Linked DNA regions of Homo sapiens: region 2 is linked to region 1. The links are chromatin contacts, found by Hi-C or POLR2A ChIA-PET in ENCODE. All regions are on one chromosome and are shown on one strand. The core of a region is the stretch at or near the end of the contact, and the rest is flanking DNA. Distances in the headings are between cores, read along the strand shown.

The links. Hi-C counts contacts between places; a loop is a spot of excess contacts on that map. ChIA-PET counts read pairs that join two places held with the same protein, here RNA polymerase II (POLR2A). Pooled maps may share reads with other maps.
Region 2: a pooled map shows a loop between it and region 1 (4-fold over the local background). The contact joins the promoter of FAM149A here to the promoter of CFAP96 in region 1. A Hi-C loop is called at or near these places in 1 of 50 pooled maps. POLR2A ChIA-PET finds 5 or more read pairs at or near these places in 3 of 52 experiments (CD4-positive, alpha-beta T cell, WTC11 and activated CD8-positive, alpha-beta memory T cell).

The regions. Positions count from the first base shown.
Region 1 is chr4:185,424,925-185,427,624 of GRCh38, reverse strand. CFAP96 (cilia and flagella associated protein 96) reads right to left here and starts at 1,371. Exons shown (of 8, transcript NM_001114357.3): 1 at 1,229-1,371. It overlaps UFSP2 (UFM1 specific peptidase 2), which reads left to right and starts at 1,661. Exons shown (of 12, transcript NM_018359.5): 1 at 1,661-1,759. The coding sequence starts at 1,757. RefSeq lists enhancers at 1,358-1,717, 1,788-1,897.
Region 2 is chr4:186,103,454-186,106,153 of GRCh38, reverse strand. FAM149A (family with sequence similarity 149 member A) reads right to left here and starts at 1,450. Exons shown (of 14, transcript NM_001395294.1): 1 at 512-1,450. The coding sequence starts at 1,077. RefSeq lists a silencer at 1,471-1,530.

The sequences.
Region 1 (2,700 bases), core at 122-2,621:
CCACGCCCGGCTGATTTTTGTATTTTTAGTAGAAACGGGGTTTCACCATGTTGGTCAGGCTGGTCTCAAACTCCTGACCTCAAGTGATTCACCTGCCTCGGCCTCCTAAAGTGCTGGGATTTCAGGCGTGAGCCACCGCGCCCGGCCTTTTACCTTAAATTTAAAGCAAGCTGTTTGAGTGCCTCTCTGCAAGCCTGCCTGAAACTGGCTCACCTGAGCATGAATCATTGCTAATACGTAACACCAAAGGGGCAAGTGAAGATTCATTTTAAACTGAAACATAACTAAATACAACGCCCTTCCCCACATCCTACCTCTTCCATTAATCAGAGATGCTTTAAAACCAAACTTCAGTCAAGATTTAGTACTTTCATTTACCTTATATTTCAAAGCTCCACGGCACAAGGGCAGGAGCTGAGACAGGTTCCTCCCTCTCACGGTATCCCCGCATCTGCGCAGCTCCCGGCACACAAGCGAGCCAGGGAGGAGGGAGGGAAGAAATTCTTGCCTAGAACTTTCCCATCACTTAACTTTTTTCTTATTAATTTTTTTTTTTTTTTGAGACGGAGTCTCTCTCTGTTGCCCAGGCTAGGAGTGCAGTGGAGCTGTCTTGGCTCTCTGCAGCCTCCGCCTCCCGGGTTCAAGCGATTCTCCTGTCTCAGCCTCCCGAGTAGCTGGGACTACAAGCACCCGCCACCATGCCCGGCTATTTTTTTTTTTTTTTTTTTTTTTTTTTTTTTTTTTTGGTATTTTTAGTAGAGACAGGGGTTTCACCATTTTGCCCAGGCTGGCCTCGAACTCGTGAGCGCAGGTGATGCGTCTGCCTTGGCCTCCCAAAGTGCTGGGATTACAGGCGTCAGCCACCGCGCCCGGCCCGCCACTACTTAACTCTTATTGAGCAACATTTACAAAATTATTCATTCACTTATTTAACAGATATTCTGCAATCCCCTTCGGGGCAAGCTTGCTGGTAGAAACTAGAAACAGATTTAAGAAGGCATAGATGCTGCCCGCAAGGAGCTTACAATCTATTAGACAAGAAAATAGAGCATAGCCGAATTATGGCACGTTCCCTTGCAAAAGGTACGGATGGAGCGTCAGGAGAGGTGAAGAAGGGGCAGAAAACTGGAGGAGGTGATGAGGAGTCTGTTTCCCAGAGAGGAAACGGAGGCTGGGAGGTGGCAGGTATCTAAGGGGCAACACCTGGCGTCCGCGAGGACCAAGTCACCTTTCTTGAGGACACCCACTCCGACAGCCGAGATCAGGTTGCCCCAGCTCGTCCAGGTTGCCCCAGCTTGTCCACGTTAACTGCGCTGCGGGAGCGGCGAGGGTTCCCAAGCGCGCGACACGCCTGGGCTGCGCAGCGCCTCTGCACGTTCCACCACAGCTGGCGTTTATTGTGTGATGTGTTGCCCCGGGTACGGGAGAATCCATTCCAAGCACGCTGTGGGAGGATACGAGGAGATTCGAATCCGCATCGAAGAACACACAGAAGGATGTGTGAGCTTCTGTAGGACAGAAAAGACTTAACTAATAGAATTTACCAAACATAAGTCTTCGGCTACCCGCCCCGCCTCGCCGTCCGCGAGGGACTGCGGTGTGGTACGCTCCGTGACGTCATGCCGCCGAGCATGTCGGGAGTTGTAGTTGGTCCGCCCGGGCCCCGCCCCTGGGCCGTGCGGTGACACCACTTCAGGGCCGGCCCCCGGAACTTTTGGGCAGGCGTCAGCGCCCGTGTCACCGCCACGTCGCGGACATGGTGAGTATCTCTGCTCGTCACCGACCCCTGTGTTTTTCCCCGGACTTTGGCAGCCGCCACGAGCGGGCTTCACAGCGCCTGAAAGGAGCTGGTCCTGCCGGGGTCCAAGATGGCAGCTGCGAGCTGCGTGGGCAGGGCGGCTCTCCAGTTCGCCTGTCTCCGCGCTGGGCCGGGGGGAAAGTGCCCTACACAAGTGTGCACCCCGCCTCGGCCACCTTGGACACGCACCCCCTGCTACTTCTCTGTGTGAAAGTATTTTGAGAGACTTCGGCGTTTTTGAAGCCTTGCAAGAAGGGCTTAACCTGGGACAGGCGCAACTTTCTTCGGATATTATATTCCCCTAGTTCCCGTGGTATTTCCCTCCCCTGGTTTCTCTCCTGTCTCATTGCTCAGCAAGGTTCTCCAATCCCTATCCTAAATGGTGGTGCTCTTCAGGGACGCTTTACACCCTATGCGTTCTCCTAAAATTTTATCTCTAAGTTAGACCTTTCTTCTGAGCTCCAGACCCACAAATCTGCTAACCGTGCCTCCACTTGGATAGCTCATATGTATTTCAAGCTCAGCAAGTTCCAAACTGAGCATTTCCACTTCCCCACAGCCCACACCTGCTCTTCCTCCAGGAACCCCCAACTCTGTAGATGGCACCACCATACATCCTGTTGTGCCTGCCCAAAACCTGGAAATCATCCTTGACATCTCCCTCTTCTCAACTCCCCGACATGCAGTCAATAATCAAGTCCTATAGATGCTACTTCTAAATGTCTGTCTGTTGTCACTGTCGCCACTCTTACCATCCTTGGCCTTGAGATCTATCCATCTGGGGTAGTCACCTAAGTGGTCTTTTAAGCAGATCTTCACTCATCGATGGCCCTGCCTGGAATGGGCTATTGCACCTTCACTCACCCTTCAGATCTCAGCCTCAGTATTATTTCTTCAGAGAG
Region 2 (2,700 bases), core at 201-2,700, 680 kb before region 1:
GTCATGCATATGTAAATTAACTAGATGTCACACAAAGGAGACCCATCCCACTTAGGATAAGACTAGGGACTGGTCCTTAGACATTAGGAAAGCACCAGGTCTCACCACTTCTTAAAACACTTGCTGCAGACGTGTGTATTCGGTTTCCCTGCACACCTGCTATATTCTGAGACAAAGAAAGGGACTTCAAAAAGTCCTTAAGAAAACCAAACAAACACTCTAAGTAGCAATGCTTCTGGTAGAAGAGAAACAAAATTCTGTCCCTTCCTTCAAGGCCCCTTAGGATTCACTCTGAGAAAGCTGGACAAAGCATGTCACAGCTTATGTCTGAAAGCCCGCAAAGCCAAGGAGTAAAAACCCAGGAAACGTGCAAGGAGGGTGCCCAGGGGGTTATGAAAGTTACTACAAATATTTCATTTCCTGAAGTGCACCTGCGAAGGTGAGTGCGGCAGGCGGAGGGGTCGGGGGTCCCGGCAAAAGGTACACGCGCCCGGACCACGCTGCTACTCACGCTTCGCCATCCCCGGAGTCGCCGTCCGAGGCCCCCTCCTCGCCGATGTCAGGCAGCGTAAGGAACAGGGTTCTGGGGCCAGCCCCGGGGGCCACGCAGGCGCCGAGCTCTCGCTCTCCGGGGCCAGGCTGGAGCGGGTTCCTGGGGAGCGCGGCCCAGACCCCGCCGGGGCCCGAGGGCGGCCGCGCTGGGACCACCAGGCGAGCAGGGGAGCAGCCCCCGCCGGAGGGAGTGGGGGGCTGGGGCGGGGCTTTACCCGCTCTAGGGCTACTGGGCCAAGAGAGCAGGGTCCCCACTGCTCCCGCGGCGCGGCTGGCGGCGGAGCCCCGGGAGTAGGGGGAGGAGAGCAGCGGGGCGGGCGACCGCCGCGAGGCGGAGGGGGAGTCCGGAGCCAGGGCGCGGAGGAGGGTCGGGGCGGTACCCAACGGGGTGCCCGCCCTGGAGCCCCCCGACCCTGCAGCGGCAGCACCTCCCGAGGGTCTGGAGGAGGGGCCTGCGGGGGGCGCCGTCGAGGTCTCGAAGAGTTTGGCCAAGAGAGACCCAAGGTCCAGCACAGCAGCCTTCATGCCTCGACAGTGGACACGCCGTCCTCGCCGCCGCCCGAGAGTTCAGACCGCGGAGATCCGGCCGAGGCGGCCCGGGCCGGGGCGAGGAGCCTGAGGTCCCCGCACCCGGAGCCCCGGAGGCCCCTGGCTCCCTCTCCTCCCCGAGGACGCTCAGCTCCGCGCCGCTGGGGTCGCCCTTCCCCGGCCCGGGTCCGTCCGCCGAGCGCCCCGGCTGCGGAGAGCAGCCCCGCCTCGTCCCAGCGCCGTGAGACCCCCGAGGGCCGAAGGGCCAGGAGCCCCGGGAAGCGCGGCCGCCGCCCGCCCCAGACGCCCGCCGCCCGCCGCCCGCCGCCCGCGGTTGCTACGTTCAACACACCCGGCCGCGCTCCAGGCTAATTGGGCCCCAGGTGCGGCTCGGGCTGTGCCCGCGGGGGACGTCCCACTCCCCGCCTGGTTCCGCCTTAAAGGAACACGCCCCCATTTCCCCTGCGCCCCGAGCCTCGCAGATCCCATCCGCCGAGCTCAGGGCCCAGGGCTGGGAAAGAGAATCCTGGCTCCAGAAGGTTCTGGAACTTACCCAGCCTGACAAGCTTGCACGTGCTGGGGTCAGGCCACCTCTCTGACGATAGGGAAGGTGGGTAGAAAGATGTATTTGGGCGAACGAGCTTGAAACAGCAGCATCCACTCCCCCACCCCAGGGTCCTACTCAAACCCTGTTACTAAGGGTGGGGTGGGAGCAACCGCGAGGTGCGCCACCCACTAACCTGCAAACAAGACCGGCTCTGAGAGCTGAAGTAGAAAGACCTACGCACACCTGTTTAAACACCTGTCGGAGTGAACCAAGAGACTGTGTAATTCAAATGTTTGAGAACTCAAATTATAATCGGAACGACTACAAATTCAAAGACAGATATGGAAGGCAACGTTTTCTATTCAGTGGAATAAATTGTATTTTGCTTAATCTGAAAAATATGTGTGAAAGGTAGAGCGTATAGGTGCGAGCATCTAAAGGGGTGTGGGGTCAGTGTTGAACAGAGTTAAAAAATAAGATACTGCAGCCAGGCTCGGTGGCTCATACCTGTAATCCCAGCACCGGGATTGGGAGGTGGGAGGATGGCTTGAGCCCAGGAGTTCCAGGCCAGCCTGGGCAACAACATAGGGAGACCCCATCTCTACAAATATTTAAAAAAAAAAAAAATGCCGGGCCTGGTGGCGCATGCCTGTAGTCCCAGGTACTCGGGAGGCTGAGGTGATCGCTTGGGCCTGGAGTGAGCCGTGATCGCACCACTGCATTCCAGCCTGGGCAGTAGAGTGAGACCCTGTGTCAAAAAAATAGTAATGAGATATTGATGGAGTTTGTCCATTAATATTCAGGAGAGGATCTCAGGAGATACATTTCCTGATGTGGGGTAGGGAAAAGAGATGAATTAAGTCTGGCAGTGAATAAACTGACATTCATGCTTATATACTTGAATCTTTTGTAAGTTATCAAACTGGAGTCTGAGCCACGGTAAACTTCCAGGTAATGCTAAGTTTTGCGTTATTTGGAGGCAGTTAACAAGTCTTCTGTCATGATCCCTTTTCTACATCTAACTGCCACCAACATGTACTGGGCACTTGTCTGCTTCAAGATTGCATTAAGCA